6 separate regions of the Homo sapiens genome follow, and all the other regions are linked to region 1. The links are chromatin contacts, found by Hi-C or POLR2A ChIA-PET in ENCODE. All regions are on one chromosome and are shown on one strand. Each heading gives the region's core, a stretch centred on a gene start or an enhancer-like site at or near the end of the contact. The rest is flanking DNA. Distances are from core to core; before and after follow the strand shown.

Region 1 (2,984 bases), core at 251-2,750:
GCGGGGCGGGGCAGGGCGGGAGCTGGGCCCTCAGCCGGCCTCACGTCCCTGCTCCACGTGTGCCTCTCGCACGTGGCTCCCCAACGAGGAACCCCGGAACTCGAGGCCCCGCCCTCCTCGCTTCCCGTCAATCGAGAGCAGTCGCCCCGCCTCCTACCCGCCCTTCCCCGGCCACCAGGTCGTGGGCTGGACCCCGAACGATAGCAGGGCCAGGACAACCTAGGGGAGGAGAGAAGGGAACACGCGTTGCCGGGGCGACCGGGGGGGCGGAGCTCATTATGTAACGAGGCCGGGAGGCAACGACCAATGGGGTGGCAGCCACGGCTTCTGCTGAATGAAAACAAACGCAGCACGTGGGCCCGGCTCTAGAGCCATGTGAGCCCTCCCGGCGGCCGGAGCCCTGTAGGTGCCCTCCCTCGGGCCGGGCACCACGCTCTGGACTCCTCAAGTGTCGCTCCCTCCTGTCACTGAGGATTCCCCAGTGAGATCCGAACGATTCTCCCAGCCCCTCCTTCCCTGAACCCCATCGCGCCACTCTTCTCAGATTCCCTCGCGCCTGCAGGAACTAGAGGAGGGGGAAGACAAGAGGGGAGGGGGTCCGTTTTCTGAGGCCAGGCATACTACAGCTGCAGGTAGTGGACAGATGGGGCCGTTTCGGGGCACTGTTCCAAAGCTCCCAGTCCCCCTAAATTCTTCGCTTCACCACCCGTACCTCCTCTCCATTTCCTCCTGCCCAGGGATTCGAGGCTCAAGGGAGCTTTGGGACTCTGAGGGGTGGTGATGGGGCGTTTCTGAGAGCATTTCCAGCCCGAACAAGCCGCTCTGGAAATCCCACACTAAAGCACCGCAGCACGTTAGCAAATCTCCGGGCCGAGGGACACCCCAGTCCCTTACAAAGTTCCTCTTTTTATAAGGCGTAGATGGAGGTGGGGAGACAGTGACAGGGAAAAGATGATAGTAAAGAAATCTCAGTACCTGTGTTGTTGTTGGAGTCCAGGGTCGTCATGTCTTCACCAGCTGAGAGCGGTCATTCAAACTGGACCTTGACTCAAACTAGAGGTTGCGATCGCCGCTGTTGCCCCCTGGGCACTGGCTAAGGGCGGGGAGTGGACCCCGCGACTCACGATCAGGATCCGAAGCACCCTGCAGCAAGGTCTTGGGGTGGCCGGACTGCAGCCCTGCAGAAGGGTTGGACGTTGAGGCAACGGAGTTCTGCTTTGCATGGGAAGAGCAGAGAGAGTGTGTAGGGGGAATCAGCCTGCAGTAGTTCTGGCTAGAAGGTAGCAAGGAGGGTCGGGTCTCTGCAGTGTACGGGGTGCCTCTGCCTGCCGGCTCCGCAGCGCTGCGGGGTGGCGAATCTGGAGCTCCCGGTGCAAAAGTCCCAGAGGAAGAGAGGTTGCAACCAGGAAGTAAGTAGGTGATGGGGAGAAACGGGGCACCGAGTCGCAAAGAGGCGAGACGTGTGCCCTGCTACGTTCCCTCGGCAGTAATATTTCACTCTGCCAATCTCAGCCGCCTTTTGCCCGAGCCTTTCCCTGGGACAGAGGGCTCTGCGCAGGCGCCAGCAGCCCAGGGTTCCCGGGCCGCACGCGGCACTGGAGCAGGTACCATGTGATCCCAGGGAGCGCCTCGTGCCCCAGTGACACACTTTTCCAACAGCCGGCACGTTGAGCTCTTGCGCGCCTGCGCAACGACAAGACTGTCGGGATTTGTAGTCCACCGACAAAGTGGGCGGACTGCGTGCCTTTCCCCTTTCTGCCTGGCAAAGCGCTTGCCGGGACCTGGGAGGAGCTGAGAGTGGGGTGGGGTGGGGTGCGCTGAAGAGTCAGGGTGGCGTGTTTAGAAAGCCTGTATGGCAGGGGCATGTGAATTTCTGGGGAGGGACTGGCAAGCTTGTTTGCTGTCTGGGAGATCAAAGCTAAGAGGCCCTTTCTGCAAACCTTGCAAACGTGAGGGCTTCACGTGATTGCAGGACTGACCTCGTCCTGAGGTTACTGGTGACCGGGAGAGAGAGAAGCCGGGGAGGGAGATTTCCCTGGAGTCAGGAGCTTAGGCTGCCCTCTGCTTCAGGGCAAAGTCCAGAGAAGGAAAGGAAATGTGACCCCCTTTCCCTTCTACTCGCCTTAGGGAGAACACCTCCAGGGGAAGGAGTTCCCACAGAGGTAGGGATGTCTGTAGGGACTCCCTGTTTGCTTGTATGACACCATTCCACCCACTCCAGTTGACTTTGGGGTGAGTCATTTCCCTTTGTCTGGGAAATAAAAAGGACAACAGAGGGGAACTAATAGTGAAAGTGCTTTGAGGTCCTAAAGTAATGGGGAAGAGGTGAGGCAGGGGGTGGGGGCAGAGTGACACCCCTGCCCCTCGGTGCTGGAGGATAAAATATGAATTCCACAGAAGATTACTACTCAGAGGGGAACATGTAGATCATCTTAAGCCTCCCTCTTTTTACTAGTGGGGAACAGGAAGCTTAGGAGAAGTGACCGACCCAAGGTCAGACGTCCATTGCTAGTTTCATCTGCCCACCCCGAATGGGAAGGTGGGTAGATGTACAAGTGAAATACTGAACAGGGGTTAGAAACAGCCAGCATTGCCGGGTGCTTTGGCTCATGCCTGTAATCCCAGCACTTTGTGAGGCTGAGGTGGGTTGATCACCTGAGGTCAGGAGTTTGAGACCAGCCTGACCAACACGGTGAAACCACGTCTCTACTAAAAATACAAAAATTAGCCGGATGTGGTGGTGGGTGCCTGTAATCCCAGCTAGTCAGGAGGCTGAGGCAGGAGAATCGCTAGAACCCGGGAGGTGGAGGTTGCAGTGAGCCGAGATCGCCATTGCACTCCGGCCTGGGGGATAGAGTGAGACTCTGTCTCCAAAACAAACAAACAAAAAACAGCCAGTATTTCGCTTCAGAGCAGCAACTGTCCCATGAGTAATAACAGATCTCAAGTAGAGGAGATCTATCATGTTAGAGGGCTTGGGTCAT
Region 2 (3,016 bases), core at 485-2,984, 350 kb before region 1:
GTGGGGAGGGCGGGCTGAGGCTGCTCCACAAGCGTTCTCGAAGTTCACCATACAAGAAGGGGCGGTGTGGGGAAATGGGGATGAGGCCTGAAATTCAATCCCATGTGGGTTGAGTTATGATGTCATCTGACACCCTCTCACACGGCTGCATCTACCCCAAGGAAGGGGCAAGTTTTTCTTTGATGGGCACCTGGGGGGGCTGTTTAGCTGGAGTTTTTTTTGTTTCGCTTTTTTTGTTTTTGTGTTTTTTTTGAGACAAGTTTCGCTCTGTGGCCCAGGCTGGAGTGCAATGGTGTGATCTCGGTTTACCGCAACCTCCACCTCCTGGGTTCAAGCAATTCTCCTGCCTCAGCCTCCCAAGTAGCTGGGATTACAGACATGCACCACCACGCCCAGCAATTTTGTATTTTTAGTAGAGATGGGGTTTATCCACGTTGGTGAAGCTCGTCTCGAACTCCCGACTTCATGTGATCCGCCCGCCTCAGCCTCCCAAAGTGCTGGGATTACAGGTGTGAGCCACCGCGCCGGGCCTGGAGCTGCATTTTTGTTGTAAGCACTTTGTTCTTACTTGGATTAGGTTTATTTTAGGGTGGTTTGGGGCAGACTGAGGGAGATTGGAAGGCAGAAACCACCCCCTCAGGACAACCACGTGGATCTCCTTAGGGTCTGGGTAGTGGAACTGGGCCCTGTGACCTTGGAGTTGGAGGGGAAGCTGTAAGCAGGGATGGAACGGGCCACCCGCACCCTCACACAGCTGTGACCAACAGGCACGGTCATCCGCATTCACCTGCCCAACTCCCATGCCCTGAGTCCTGTCCTCCAGGGCATTCCTACTGGCACTACCCCAATTTCCCAAAAGATTCCAGGGATCTCTCTCTCGCTCTCTCTTTTTTTTTTTTTACAGTCTCACTCTGTTGCCCAGGCTGGAGTGCAGTGGCTGATCTCAGCTCACTGCAACCTCCACCCCCTGGGTTCAAGCGATTTTCCTGCCTCAGCCTCTTGAGTAGTTTGGGATTACAGGCGTGCGCCACCACGCCCAGCTAATTTTTGTATTTTTAGTAGACGGGGTTTTGCCATGTTGGCCAGACTGATCTCAAACTCCTGACCTCAAGTGATCCTCCCGCTTTGGCCTCCCAAGGGAGGGTTCCTTCCTCCCAGGCTGAGGCACCCTGCCCCACACATCTACTGGAGGAACTTAGTGTTGGGGCCAGGGGGTGGCTGGGTAAGGCTGGATCCCACACTTGTCAGGCCAGGTTGGGGTAGGGGAGGATACACGGGGGACCCGTCTCTCAGCCGTTCTGGGCCGGTGCCTGAGGCGATCTGCCCCGCCGCCCGCCCTTCCGCCACCACCCAAGTCGCATGCGCGCGCCGGGGCCGACGGGCGCCAGGCTCCACCGAGCCACCCTCCGTCGTGGCGGCCCCTCGTGCCTCTGCGGAGGGAAGGCCGCCGGCTTCGCCAGGGGGCGCGCGTCGGGGTCGCGGCTCTTTGAACTCGGCCCCACGAGGGGACGCGCCATCGGTTTCGTGGCTTGCGTGGCGCCGCAGCAACGAGCCGGTCGCCCCGGGGCGTTGCTTAGTCCGGGCCTCGCTGCGAGTCTGTGGGCGAGGCGGGAGGTGCTTCCTTGGCCAGGCGGGTGGAGGAAGGTGTGGGCGCCGCATCCCAGCGTCGCGGAGCCTCCAGGCGCGGGCAGGCGAGACTGGCGTGCAGCGCGACGGCCTAGTCCCGGCGTCCCACCGTCCCCCACTCCCGCAGGCGCCGAGCCGATTCAGCCGCGCGGCTGCAGTGACACCCAGCGGCCGTCGCGGGAAGTGCGGTCGCCGCGGCCAGGCCTCCGGGGCTCCTGTCTCTCGAGGTTCCCACCCCGGTTACGCGCGGGCACCCCGGAGGAGAGCGGCCGCGCGCTGCAGATGCCCGCGGGGGCACTTCCCCTGCCCCTCCCCCGTTTCCTCCCCGCAGGCGCCCGAGCGCCGGGAGATCCTGCGCAGCGGCAGTGCCCGGAAGGGCGGGGCGGGGTGCAGCAGCGGCGCTGGGCTGTGACCCGGGCAGTTTCACTTCTGGATCCTGCTCGGGCTGTGATAGGACAGCGCGGGGGCAGCGGGGGAACACGCGGGCACGCCGAGATCCGGCGCTCGGGACCCCGATGAGGGGAGGCCTTTCACTCCTGGGGTGTCACGCGACCCACGCTTTCCTCCATGTCCACTCCCACCCCCCATGGGTTCCACTTTGCTGTCCCCCGAGCTGCCGCTCCTCCCCAGCAGACACCGTCTCCGCCGGGGCTGCCGACCCCCGGAGAGGCCCCGAGCGGCGTGGGCGGCGGGAGGAGGGAGCTGTGAAGCCGCAGGCAGGGGGTTAGGCTGCGGGCTGCTGAGACGCCGAGCTGTTTCTCAGAAGTGCAGCTGCCCCTCCCCTCACACCCCCCTCACTCCCACCGCGCGCCGCACCCCTGCCCCCTCTCCGCCGGCCTCCCTTTCCTCTCCCAGGCACCCTAGCCGGGAATCTGGGGTCTGGGTCCACGCAGAATTAAGAGGAGAACCTGAGAAAGGGCGGGGGCCGGGGGTTCAGACCCAGCCTCAGCGCGCGTTATTCCGAGCCTCCTATAATTCCACAGGTGAGGGGATCCTGTCCCCTACCCCTGGGGTCCAGGATTGGAATTTGATAGAACAGTTAGGAAAATGACATCTTGAGAGAGTCAGGGCCCGGCCACTATTACTCTAGCTCCAGCGTCCAGTGAGGAGAGGAGAGAGAGGGAAGACCTGGAGCCCGGCTGGTGCAGTGAGGTTGAGGCCTGTCTTAGGAGTACCAGCTGGAAGGCCCTTCAGAGATCCCTGACTCTGGGGAAAATCAACGCCCAGAAGGGGAAGTCAAGTGTCTGGGCTCATCCCGAGAGGGAGAGGGCTGGGATTGGAACCAGGACTCCAAATAGTTGCGGGAGTCTGCGACTGTCTTTTGCTTGGGACTTCAGAGCTTTGCTGGATTCACTGACTCAGCCTGCTTTCCCTCAACACACACAAACAC
Region 3 (3,047 bases), core at 462-2,961, 260 kb before region 1:
CCAGGCGAGGTGACTCATGCCTGTAATCCCAGCACTTTGGGAGGCCAAGGCAGGAGGATTGCTTGATACCAGGAGTTCAAGACTAGCCTGGGCAACATAGTGAGACCCTGTCTCTACAAAAAAATATTAAAATTAGAAGGGTGTGGTGAAGTGTGCCTGTAGTCCTAGCTACTCAGGAGGCTGAAGCAGGAGAATCACTTGAACTCACAAGTTCAAGGCTACAGTGAGCTATGAAGGTGCCACTGCACTCCAGCCTGGATGACAACAAAGCAAAAAAAAAAAAAAAAAAAAAAAACCAGATAAAATATAGATGTAAATGTGTGTATATGGGTATACATAAATACAGTCCCTTTCCCCGTTCACTGAGAGCACCTAGGAACAGTGAAACTACAATAGCGTCTAGATATTAACTTCTAAATATTATTCTCCATTTAAAGGAATGAGGCTCCCTGAAGAAATGGTTTACTCCAAGATGGGCATAGTGGCTCACTCCTATAATCCCAACACTTTGGGAGGCTGAGGCAGGTGGATCATTTGAGGCCCGCCTCAGCCTCAAGTGTTTGAGACAAGACTGGCCAACATGGCGAAACCCCATCTCTACCAGAAATACAAAAATTAGCCAGGCATGGTGGCGCATGCCTGTAGTACTAGCTACTGGGGTGGCTAAGGCATGAGAATTGAAAGTATAAGTCGGGAACATTTTGCTGTGCCAGAAAGCAAGGAAGTGCTCACAGAATGAAGTGGATATCTTAAAAGTATAGAGCAGTCATCCTGAAGGGGTTTCCATTGGCCAAATCTGGGACAAGGGAGCATAAAATAATAATAGTATTAGACTATAACTCATTGGGAAAAAAACAGAAATTCATGAGTACATTCTGAGTACATTATTCATGAGTACATTATTCATGTACAAATTCATGAGTATATTATTAACATTCTGATGTTAATAAATGAATAAATTAAAAGTGTGGTGACAGATGGGATATTTATATAGTTTCAAAGTGCTTCTCTCCAAAAATACTTATTAATTACAAGGTTGAAAGAAAAGAGCACCTATATAATGGAAAAGCCTGTTCGATATCACTGTAACTGAGCAAAGTTACATGTGGTCATCATCAGTAATGGGACAAACAAAAATTATGTGCCTTCTGATAGTGAGTAGAACACAGCATCACTTCTGTGATATTCCTGCCAAATATGCAAAACACAAATCAAACCATAAAGAAACAACCAAACTCGAATTTGCAGGGATAGTTTACAAAGCAGCTGGCTTATAATCCTCAAAAGTTTCAAGGTCATGAAAGACTGAAGAACTGTTCCAGACTGAAGGAGAGGAAAGAGACATGACAACGAAAAGCAATGTGTGATCCTGAACCGAAATATCTTGTGGTAAAGAACATCACAGAAGCAACTGGAGAAACTTGAATGGGGTCTGAGGATTGAATGGTAGTAATGTTGATTTCCTGGTTTTGATGATTTTATTGTGAAGGCAGGGCACATACTCTAAAGCATAGGACAGGGATAGAGCACCGTGTCAGCAACTTACTTTAAAAACTTGCAGAAAAAAAGTTTTTTTGTGCTGTATTGCAACTTTTCTGTAAGTTCGATAGTGTTTTTTAAAAACGCTAACTATGAAACTTTCAACTGCATGCTGAAAAGATTCTTAACGGAGGGAAAAAAAAAAAGAAAGAACGAAAACTAGCTCAAAGCTTTCACATGAGCAACCTTCATGTGGGAACATCTTTTAGTCACTACACAGAAAGATGGCTTTTGATTTGGTGAACTAAAGGCAAAAGGTCTTGGTCCCCTGAATATTTTAAACCCTCTGACATTTAAATAGCTCTCAATATTTTTAAAGTGTCCTTTGTGTACTGTAAATAGCACCAGAAGTAACTGAGTGTAGTTTCGAAGAGAAAAATGAGATTCTGACTACCTTAGCATTCATAACAGGAAAATCGCTTGAACACGGGGGGCAGAGGTTACAGTGAGCCGAGATGGCACCACTGCACTCCAGCCTGGGCGACAGAGTGAGACTCCGTCTTTTAAAAAAAAAAAAAAAAAGAGATAGGAAAACCATCTGTGATCAGGTCACATGAATGTTCTTATTAGCTACTAAATTAAAACACAACAACAAGATAGATTGAAGTGTATTTCCCCCCTAAACTTCAAGGTATTTATAAGAACATGAAGCCCATTCAAAGACAGGAGTGGACAGATGGTGAAGGAACTCCCAAATGAAGACCAGAAACTTGTTAAATATTTCTAAATGCAGCAAAAACATCTTAGTTTTTAATTAATCATTTTGTAACTTCTTTACACTTCAGTCCCCCCTAACAAATCCACAAAAAGTTTCCATTTGATGGGGTCTACTGTGGTCTTTTTAATGTGTAGGCAGTCAACATAGCTTTGAAATATTTTCCAAAAGAATGCTCTACAAAGTTAAGTAGGAAGAGTCCCTATATTGCTTTTGATAGAAATATAGTTTCCTGTACTGATGTTTATACATATCTGGGGCAAATGATGGAAGAATCTTGGAGTGGGTTAATTTTGTTGAAATATAAATCTCATCAATTGTCTACATTTCTCCTGTTATTTGAACAGGGAAAGCATGCTCCTGCCTCAAGGCCTTTGCATTTACCCTTCCCCCTGACTATAATGCTTTCCTCTTAGAAGCCACTTGGCTCAATTTCTCTTTTCATTCAAGTATCTGCTTAAAAGTCACCTATTCAAACAAGGTTTACCTAATTACCCTACATAAAATGTCATCTTCCATTGTCATTTTCTTTCCTCTTACCTGCTTTATTTTTCTTTATAAAATTTTTTCATTATCACCATCATTCATTTTTTTGGGGGGGACAGAGTCTTGTTTTTTTATTTTTTATTTTTTTGCTCTTGTTGCCCAGGCTGGAGTGCAATGGTGCGATCTCGGTTCACGGCAACCTCCGCCTGCCCAGTTCAAGCGATTCTCCTGCCTTAGCCTCCCAAGTAGCTGGGATTACAGGCATGCGACACCATGCTCAACTAATTTTGTATTTTTAGTAGAGATG
Region 4 (2,761 bases), core at 212-2,711, 460 kb after region 1:
ACTGCTTGGTTTCCTTCCTGGAGGCCAGTATGAAAGGCTGGAGCAGGGTCTTCTGTGGGTGACGTCTGTACTGTGGGATTGTGATGGGGGGTGGTGGAGGGGGTGCAGGGGAGTGGGATTTAAGGGTAGATTGGCTGGGAAATGAGGCATTTGGAAGAGATTTTCAAAAACTAAACTCTACGGAGTTCTTGATACGGTGTATTCATTCATTCCGCAGACATTTTCTCCTCACATCCTCAAAGCACCTGAACCTGCCTTTCAGGAGTTCACAGTCAGTGGGTGGGGTGACCACTTTAACCCTTTCACAGCTGTTTGCTGGGTCCAGATCCAGCGTTCAGGGCAGGCGGGAAAGTAAGAGATGAAATCAAGGAGGCTGTGGTGTGGCGAGGAGGGGTGTGAGGACAGCACCAGGGAACCTTCACTTTTTAAAGCCAACCCTTTGCGGCTTTGAGGCCGCCGTGGTGCATTGTTTGCTGGTGAGACAAGCCATCTAGGAACCTGGTCTTCTTAGCCTCAGCCTGGTCTGACTCCACAGCTGAGATTTATAAAGGGGGCGTCTGGAGCTGGATGAACCACTCAGAACACCCTCAGTGCTTCCCCTTGACCCCTTCTAGGTTAGACCTGAGAAAGGGCTTTCTAAAGAGTAGAGTTATCTGCCGGGGCAGAGTGCGTGAGGTTTGCTCAGGGGCAGGGGCTGTGCTGAAGGCCTGGCTATGATTTCTCCAAGCTGAGTGCCCCTTGCCATCCCATTCCATGTTGCCTGCCCGTTCCTTAACTTGCAAGAGGCAACAGCAAAGCCAGATCAAAGCAGGTGGGATGTGCAGCAGAGAGAAAGCAACCAGAGCTTGCATTTGCAATGCACCGCACCATTCTCACAACCCAGTCACGTTTCATTTGCATCTCCTCATGACCCCAAGTGGACAGGTATATGAATATTTGGCAGGGGAGAAAGGTGGGAATCAGAGAGTGGGTAAAAGGTCCTAAGCTCTCTAGGGAGAATTTCTCTGTTGAAACCTGTCCCCAGAGGTCCCAGAGGGCCTAACCTATCACCCTCATGATGAGAACAGGTTCTGCCAGACCACCAAGCCCAGCCCCGCCACTCTCTTATGTCCCTGCTGTTTTAGAAAGACATGATCTCGGCCCCTCCCTTGTCCCCACTGGCACCAAAGGCTGACCCCTTCTCCAGGTCTGAAAGGGCAGGTGCACCCCTCCTGGGACAGCAGGGGGCATTCTCTGGAAGTAGCTTCCAATGCCCACCAAATCAGAACTGATTTCTCCAGGAAGCACCCCTATGCGCTCCACCCGCATCCTCCACCCCCATTCCACAGGGTCAGTCTGGGTGTCCAAGACCCTGGTACTGTTCCTTCTCACATGAAGAGGCTCACTCACCCAGGTCCATGACGCTCTCTGGGCGGTAAAACCACACAGGAAGGCTGTGCCCGGCCTCGCACTACCCCTGTCTGGGGAGGAAGTGGTTCAAGCCCCTTTTAAGTTGTCGGAGAAGCCACCCTCTTCCCTGCCCCTCCCACCCTTGCTCCTCCCCCCAGCCCTCCCTGACTCATGCAGGGCCCCTTCAATGCCTTCAGAGATAAAGGGGCAGAAGAAAGGTGACAGAGGGTGACAGTCGCTGGTCATAGGATCCTGAATCATTAGGTCATTTACATTCAAAAAGCCCCCTGCGCTGCCTGGCAGAATCTAGATGAGGGGCCATTTACTGATTCAACAAATATTTATAGCATGAATATCACATGCCAGGCCATGGGTTAGATGTTGGGGAGTCAGAGATGTGTGAGAGAAGTGTCCCCATCCTTCCCTTGCTCTGCTCAGTGTCACAGTGGAATATAGTCCCAAATGGCTTTCCCTCTGGCTTCTGGGTAGTTTAGGCCAATGGGAGGCACTGACACATAATGACAGGTAAAAGGGAAGAGATATGCCACGATGTATCTTTTTTCTCCCCCCTTCCCCTCCCCTCCCCTCCCTCCCCTTTCCCTCTTCTCCCCTCCCTTCCTTTTCCTTTCTTAATGACAGCTTTATTGAGCTATAATCCACATCCCATAAAATTTACCTTTTTAAAGTATAGAATTCAATGGTTTTTGTATGTTCACAGAGTTATGCAACCATCACCACAATACATTTTAGAACATTTTTTCTCACTCCCTCTCAAGAACCCTGTAATCACTAGCAATGACTGCTCCCCTCCCCTCCTGTCATCGAAAGCCCCTGGCAACCACAAATCTACTTTCTGGCTCTATAGATTTTCCTATTCTGAACATTTCACATAAATAGAAGTATCAATATGTGACCTTCACATCTGGCTTCTTTCAGTTAGTGTTTTCAAGGTTACCTATGTGGTGGTATGGATCCATTCCCCATTCCTTTTTATGGCTGAATAACATTCCATTGTATGGATATGCCACATTTTGTTTGTCTGTCATCAGTTGGATGTTTGGGCTGTTTTCCCTTTTAGCTATTATGAATGATGCTGCTATAAATATTTATGTGCAAGTGTTTGTGTGGACATATGCTTTATTTCTCTTGGGTATATACCTAGAAGTGAAATTGTTGAGTCATATGGTAATTATATATTTAACATTTTGACGAACTATCAAACTGTTTTCCAAAGTGACTACACCATTTTGTTCCCATCAACAATGCGTGAGGGTTCCACATTGTCAACAAAACTTACTATTGTCCATTCTTTTGATTCTAGCCATCCTAGTGGCTGTAAAGTGGTATCTCATTGTGTTTTTTTTCTTTTTTC
Region 5 (3,057 bases), core at 501-3,000, 390 kb before region 1:
CTGTCTTTGCTCTGGAGAATTGGAGGTTGGGGTTCCTGAGGGGCAGGGTCCTGGAGACAAGGACACTCCTGGGTAGAATTAGGACCTACCCCCCAGGAAATCAACGGGGACCAGGTGCCGTGGCTCACACCTGTAATCCCAGCACTTTGGGAGGCCGAGACGGGCGGATCACAAGGTCAGCAGTTCAGGACCAGCCTGGCCAACATGGTGAAACCCGCCTCAACTAAAAATACAAAAATTAGCCAGGTGTGGTGTCAGGCACCCGTAATCCCAGCTACTGAGGAGGCTGAGGCAGGAGAATTGCTTGAACCCGGGAGGCAGAGGTTGCAGTGAGCCGAGATTGCGCCACTGCACTCCAGCCTGGCGACAGGGCGAGACTCCATCTCAAAAAAAGAAAACCAATGGGACAGGGCAGATATGGGGACAATGGTAAGGAGATGGGAGAGTGGGAGGGAGGTGTCAGGAAGACCTTCTTGACTTCATGTAGGCTGGTGGGGGTGTTAGCCAGCAAGCCTCCAGTTCCCTGGGAACCGTTCTCAGGGTACCAATTTTACCACCTGTCTGCAAACACTTTAAGATTCTTAATCAGACTCAAATTGGCCACAAATCAGGTAAACAAACTCACTAGTGGGGTGGGGCTACCACCCGTTCTGACCCTCCAGCCCAACCCAGCCCAGCCACCCTGCCCTCCGTAGAGCCTGTGGTGTTTATCGGTGGCATTGGGAGAATTAGTGTGTATTTATGTTGGCGTGGGGTGTGGGGTGGATTTGTGTGTGTGCAGTTAGGCCTAGTGGAAGGAATGTGGGATCTGAAGGCAGGCCAGCCTGAGTTCCAGTCCTGCCTGTTGCTCACAAGCTTTATGAGGCGAGAGCTAACCCCTGCCAGCCTCAGTTGTCTTCTTTGCAAGATGGAGGTTGCAGCCCCAGTCTCTGGAGCATGTTATGCAGATCCACCGAGAGTGCCTGCCAGGCACACAGTAGGTGCTCAGCTCAGTTACTGTGGCGGCCCCCACTCCCCATTGTTGTTGTTTTCCTATTGCCTGGCGGCCACAGCTGGTATCCCTTGAAAAGGGCTACAGGGGGTGGAGTCGGACCCTGCCCCAGCCCTGTGGAGACCCTGGGCTTGGGCCAGGGCCTGGGGTCTGGGCCTGCAGACAGCTGTGTCTATAAAGCAGCTGAAGGGCTGAGGCCGGGGGAGGTCCTGGCAGCAGGGCGTTATTTTGGGCCTGGCCTGCCACCCCCAGCTCCTGTTTCTCTTGGGAGTCTGTTGGGGGAGGAAGTGTGGGGAAGAGGAGGGGGTGCAAGTGGGTGAGGCATGGAGTGGGGAGGCCTCCCTCAGGGACATGGACCCTTGAGTTCTATTTCTGTTCCTCCCTCCTGTTCCTCCCTCTTTGTCCTTATCTGCCTAGAGAGGTGGGAATAGAGGCCATTCTGAGTATCACTAGGAGACCACCAGTTTGTGGCCACTGGCCACTGGCCCAGGCAGGGAACCTGGGGGCTTGCCCTACCAGCCTCTCCCAGCAATCTGAAGGCAGGGGGTACCTCGTATTACCCCCTAGGATTTGACCTTAGGCTCCAACTTGCTGGGAGAGCAGTGCCTCTGGTGTCAGACCCCAAGCCAGCCCTTGTGCTGTCCCTGAATCTGCATGTAGCCTGTGGGAGGCGGAGCAGTGACCGGCAGGAATTCTGGGCAGCTCAGGCACCTGTGGGCCTGAGGGTGCCCTCTGCCCCCACCCTTCCGATCTCCTGGGCAAGACACGCCAGGTGATTCATCTCACCAGAGCAGAAAAACAAGTTCAACTGGGCACTTTAATCTCCCCTCACTGGCAGGCCTGGTGTGAGCTGCTACCCCGGCGCCCCTCACCAGGGGTGCTTTACCTCCTCTAGTATTCCTGACCTTAGTGGGCATTTCTGGTCTCAGGGATACCAGGCTGGGGTCCAAGTGGGCCAGGTGTGGCAGTTCAGCCCTATGCCCCATGGCTGATGGCTCGCGCTGGGCAGGTATGCAGGGCTGACGTAGTGCCTTTGTGGCAGCAGTTTCGTGGCACACATTCTGCCAGCTGGTTCTGGAGTCTTGCCCTGAGGAGGTGGCCAGGGTGAGGGTGCCAGCGCAGGAACCTTTGGCGCATGCTTCACCCTGGCCTGGGATCTGCAGCCTGGGTCCAGATGCCCACAACTGGAATCTGACGCTCCTTTTCTCTTCATGGGGGACTCCCAGAGGTCTCTGCAATGACCAGAGCCCCGGTTGTCCCATGCCTCAGCTGCAACTCCAGCTGACCCTCCTTCCCCACTCTCTGGGTGGCATTACGGGGGTGTGGATCCCTTGCCAAGAGGTTGGCATGTGGGTGTGCTGGAATGGCATAGGGAGAATGCACCGAGTTTGTTTGCTTGGGAGAGGGGCAGGGGGTATCCAGAAGATTCATGATTCGTCATCGCCTCTCTTGGGGGATTTTTACCCCTTTGCCCTGAGTTGTGCCTTTGGGACAAAGGAAGCCTTTCTTTGCCAGCCAACACCCTGTACTGGCGGGCGAGCTCCCCAGGGCTGGCACGCTGGGGCAGCCTCTGAATGCACAGGGTGGGCCTAGTCAGAAGAAGCCTTTCCCCTGAAATCCCTCTACTTCCCAAGCACGCAAGCTTTCTCCTGCTGTTAAACCTGCAGTGTGCAAGGGACATGGGCGGAGGGGTCCTTCAGTCAGGCTTCTCCCTGTCTGAGGTGGCATGACTTGGAGTGAGTTTGGATGGGGTGGCCAGGTCTGAGAAGGTCCCCCGCCAGTGTCCTCTGACCCATCTGCTCTCTCCTGCCAGTGTGCACCGGCACAGACATGAAGCTGCGGCTCCCTGCCAGTCCCGAGACCCACCTGGACATGCTCCGCCACCTCTACCAGGGCTGCCAGGTGGTGCAGGGAAACCTGGAACTCACCTACCTGCCCACCAATGCCAGCCTGTCCTTCCTGCAGGTGAGGCCCGTGGGCAACCCAGCCAGGCCCTGCCTCCAGCTGGGCTGAGCCCTCTGTTTACAGGTGGGTGGCAGAAGAAGGTGCCCTGCCCTTCTGTTTCC
Region 6 (2,999 bases), core at 500-2,999, 430 kb before region 1:
CTGTAAACAGGGTGCTGTCTCCAGTCTCCTTCCCGTACCCTGACCGCTGCCCAGTCCTGGCTTCTGTGTCCAGCCCCCTGGCACTGGGTGGTAACCAGCAAGCCAGCTGGCATCCGCATCCAGGGTTTGTTTCAATGATGTCTCGTGGAGAATATGGAGGGGCTGGTGCCAGGACTGTCCTTGGCTTTGCCTCGGGGTGTGAACGGGGTCAGTGACCTCTAAAACTAACCTGCCTCTCAGTTCTGAATCCAGACAGAATCAATCCTCAGCTGTGTCTCGCTCCACACCCCCTGCCCTGGAAGCCAGGGAAGGTTGGAGGTGCTAGGGGGTCAGGCTCCCCTCTGTGACCCCTGCAGCTGTTGTGGTGACTCATGTCCCAACCTAGCTGCCTCTCCCAAGGAGACTTTCCCCTGGGGACAAGGGGGAGGGAATGGCATGGAGGAGGCCCACATCAAGCGGGGCCAGGAACCCACGGTGGCAGGAGCTGGGCTGGTGACCTACCCAGGGCAGAAGGGCCCGGGACTCATCCAGAGGGGAAGGAAGGGGTCTTCAGGAAGACCACGGAGATGCCACAGGCAGAATTGGCTTCCCATCTGGGAGATAGGTGGGGAGACCCTGGCATTTTGACAGCCAGAACCTGGGGTGCTGAGCAGAATCTTCATGCCTGGCCTGGCCGCTCCTTCGGAGGGAAGCTGGAGGGTGGGCTGCGAGAGGAGTGGGGTCAGAGCCCCTACATCCGCAGGACCCCAAATCGGCTGGGCCCCAAGGCCCGGACTGCGCTCCCCGGTGGCCCCGGCGGCCCTCCGCGAATGCGTCCTGCCCCTCCCCTGCCCAAGCCCTCTGCCCTCACCCGGGTCCGGCGCCGCCCCCGAAGTGGCGGGAACAACCCGAACCCGAACCTTCTGTCCTCGGGAGCCCCCAGATAAGCGGCTGGGAACCCGCGGGGCCCGCAGGGGAGGCCCGGCTGTTCCGCCCGCTAAGTGCATTAGCACAGCTCACCTCCCCTATCGCGCCTGCCATCGGACGGGCAGTGCCGCGCCCTGCTCTGGGGCCCCCGGAGCGACCACAGCGGAGGCCGGAACGGACTGTCCTTTCTGGGGCGGGGTGGGGAGGGGGTGTCGCTGGAGGGCCCGGTGGCATAGCAACGGACGAGAGAGGCCTGGAGGAGGGGCGGGGAGGGGGAGTTGTGTGGCAGTTCTAAGGGAAGGGTGGGTGCTGGGACGGGTGTCCGGGAGGGAGGGGAGCCTGGCGGGGTCTGGGGCCTCGTCGCGGAGGGCGCTGCGAGGGGGAAACTGGGGAAAGGGCCTAATTCCCCAGTCTCCACCTCGAATCAGGAAAGAGAAGGGGCGGGCTGCTGGGCAAAAGAGGTGAATGGCTGCGGGGGGCTGGAGAAGAGAGATGGGAGGGGCCGGCCGGCGGGGGTGAGGGGGTCTAAAGATTGTGGGGGTGAGGAACTGAGGGTGGGGGGCGCCCAGAGGCGGGACTCGGGGCGGGGCAGGCGAGGCGGAGGGCGAGGGCTGCGGGAGCAAGTACGGAGCCGGGGGTGTGGGGGACGATTGCCGCTGCAGCCGCCGCCCCACTCACCTCCGGTGTGTCTGCAGCCCGGACACTAAGGGAGATGGATGAATGGGTGGGGAGGATGCGGCGCACATGGCCCCGGGCGGCTCGGCGGTCAGCTGCCGCCCCCACAGCGGACCGGTCGGGGCGGGGGTCGGGCGGTAGAAAAAAGGGCCGCGAGGCGAGCGGGGCACTGGGCGGACCGCGGCGGCAGCATGAGCGGCGCAGACCGTAGCCCCAATGCGGGCGCAGCCCCTGACTCGGCCCCGGGCCAGGCGGCGGTGGCTTCGGCCTACCAGCGCTTCGAGCCGCGCGCCTACCTCCGCAACAACTACGCGCCCCCTCGCGGGGACCTGTGCAACCCGAACGGCGTCGGGCCGTGGAAGCTGCGCTGCTTGGCGCAGACCTTCGCCACCGGTGAGCGGGGGAAACTGAGGCACGAGGGACAAGAGGTCGTCGGGGAGTGAAAGCAGGCGCAGGGAAATAAAAAGAAGGAAAGGGAGACAGACCAGGCGCCTAACAGATGGGGACCAAGAAACAAGAGATAGCTGAGAGGTGCAAACAGAAGAGAAAAAAGAGCAACATCCCTTAGGAGAGGGGCAGAGGAGAGAGAGGTGGAGAGAGGGGGCGGAGAGTGCTCAGAATTGAGAGCTAAGGTGGGGGATGCAGGACAGACTGAGGTGGAGATGCATAGGAGGAAATGGAGGCAGATGTGGGACAGGGGTGAGAAACTGCCAGGATTTCCTCGCTGAGCCTGGCTGGTAGGTATAGTTGTTTTCTTTCTTTTTCTTTATTTTATTTTCATTTATTTACTTATTTTTATTTTTTATTTGTTTTGAGACGGAGTTTCGCTCTTGTTGCCCAGGCTGGAGTACAATGGCGCCATCTCGGCTCACTGCAACCTCCGCCTCCCCGGTTCAAGCGATTCTCTTGCCTCAGCTTCCCTAGTAGCTGGGATTACAGGCATGCGCCCCCATGCCTGGCTAATTTATTTGTATTTTTAGTAGAGACGGGACTTCTCCATGTTGGTCAGGCTGGTCTCGAACTCCCAACCTTAGGATCCACCCACCCCGGCCTCCCAAAGTGCTGGGATTACAGGTGTGAGCCACTGCGCCCGGCCAGTAGGTATAGTCTTCTAGATGTGAAACCTGAGTCTCAGAGCGGTGAAGTTCCCTTCCGAAGGGCAGCCCATGTTGGAGCTGGGTTCAGTCTAACTCTGGGGCCAATGCTTTTTCCAGATGGAGACACATTTGCAGAGGAGAAGGAAGAACTAGAGAGAGGCAGGGAGATGCAGGGGAGGGAAGGGTAAGGAGGCAGGGGCTGCCTGGGCTGGCTGGCACCAGGACCCTCTTCCTCTGCCCTGCCCAGGTGAAGTGTCCGGACGCACCCTCATCGACATTGGTTCAGGCCCCACCGTGTACCAGCTGCTCAGTGCCTGCAGC

Evidence for each region. Hi-C counts contacts between places; a loop is a spot of excess contacts on that map. ChIA-PET counts read pairs that join two places held with the same protein, here RNA polymerase II (POLR2A). Pooled maps may share reads with other maps.
Region 2: a loop to region 1 is called in a map with no recorded cell type, with 19 times the contacts of the local background. The contact joins the enhancer-like site here to the promoter of NR1D1 in region 1. A Hi-C loop is called at or near these places in 11 of 37 single-sample maps with no recorded cell type and 10 of 50 pooled maps. POLR2A ChIA-PET finds 5 or more read pairs at or near these places in 1 of 52 experiments (naive thymus-derived CD4-positive, alpha-beta T cell).
Region 3: a loop to region 1 is called in a pooled map, with 3 times the contacts of the local background. The contact joins the enhancer-like site here to the promoter of NR1D1 in region 1. A Hi-C loop is called at or near these places in 1 of 50 pooled maps. POLR2A ChIA-PET finds 5 or more read pairs at or near these places in 3 of 52 experiments (WTC11, activated CD4-positive, alpha-beta T cell and endothelial cell of umbilical vein).
Region 4: a loop to region 1 is called in a pooled map, with 7 times the contacts of the local background. The contact joins the promoter of CCR7 here to the promoter of NR1D1 in region 1. A Hi-C loop is called at or near these places in 1 of 37 single-sample maps with no recorded cell type and 7 of 50 pooled maps. POLR2A ChIA-PET finds 5 or more read pairs at or near these places in 2 of 52 experiments (HepG2 and WTC11).
Region 5: a loop to region 1 is called in a map of Calu3, with 2.7 times the contacts of the local background. The contact joins the enhancer-like site here to the promoter of NR1D1 in region 1. A Hi-C loop is called at or near these places in 1 of 168 maps with a recorded cell type or tissue (Calu3) and 2 of 50 pooled maps. POLR2A ChIA-PET finds 5 or more read pairs at or near these places in 1 of 52 experiments (HepG2).
Region 6: a loop to region 1 is called in a pooled map, with 3 times the contacts of the local background. The contact joins the promoter of PNMT here to the promoter of NR1D1 in region 1. A Hi-C loop is called at or near these places in 2 of 50 pooled maps. POLR2A ChIA-PET finds 5 or more read pairs at or near these places in 3 of 52 experiments (WTC11, activated CD4-positive, alpha-beta T cell and activated CD8-positive, alpha-beta memory T cell).

The regions. Positions count from the first base shown.
Region 1 is chr17:40,099,089-40,102,072 of GRCh38, forward strand. NR1D1 (nuclear receptor subfamily 1 group D member 1) reads right to left here and starts at 1,501. Exons shown (of 8, transcript NM_021724.5): 1 at 976-1,501. The coding sequence starts at 1,006. RefSeq lists enhancers at 1-844, 1-747, 748-1,731, 1,197-1,266, 1,747-1,866 and silencers at 1-315, 326-415.
Region 2 is chr17:39,752,562-39,755,577 of GRCh38, forward strand. No RefSeq gene overlaps it. Among named protein-coding and RNA genes, the nearest start is that of GRB7, 16 kb to the left of the region's middle. RefSeq lists silencers at 1,360-1,499, 1,540-1,589, 1,730-2,459 and an enhancer at 2,950-2,999. Within about 2 kb of position 1,735, at least 35 of the 41 ENCODE cell types and tissues checked have a DNase peak (open chromatin) inside an H3K27ac peak, as active enhancers do.
Region 3 is chr17:39,841,765-39,844,811 of GRCh38, forward strand. All of the region lies in intron 1 of IKZF3 (IKAROS family zinc finger 3), which reads right to left. Among named protein-coding and RNA genes, the nearest start is that of IKZF3, 21 kb to the right of the region's middle. Within about 2 kb of position 1,712, at least 3 of the 41 ENCODE cell types and tissues checked have a DNase peak (open chromatin) inside an H3K27ac peak, as active enhancers do.
Region 4 is chr17:40,564,011-40,566,771 of GRCh38, forward strand. It overlaps CCR7 (C-C motif chemokine receptor 7), which reads right to left and starts at 1,462. Exons shown (of 3, transcript NM_001838.4): 1 at 1,390-1,462. The coding sequence starts at 1,399. RefSeq lists an enhancer at 101-1,017.
Region 5 is chr17:39,704,186-39,707,242 of GRCh38, forward strand. ERBB2 (erb-b2 receptor tyrosine kinase 2) reads left to right here. Exons shown (of 27, transcript NM_004448.4): 2 at 2,805-2,956. Among named protein-coding and RNA genes, the nearest start is that of ERBB2, 5.6 kb to the left of the region's middle. RefSeq lists an enhancer at 609-1,481. Within about 2 kb of position 1,751, at least 22 of the 41 ENCODE cell types and tissues checked have a DNase peak (open chromatin) inside an H3K27ac peak, as active enhancers do.
Region 6 is chr17:39,666,704-39,669,702 of GRCh38, forward strand. It overlaps PNMT (phenylethanolamine N-methyltransferase), which reads left to right and starts at 1,750. Exons shown (of 3, transcript NM_002686.4): 1 at 1,750-1,974; 2 at 2,926-2,999. The coding sequence starts at 1,773. RefSeq lists enhancers at 1-540, 1,974-2,133 and a silencer at 1,584-1,833.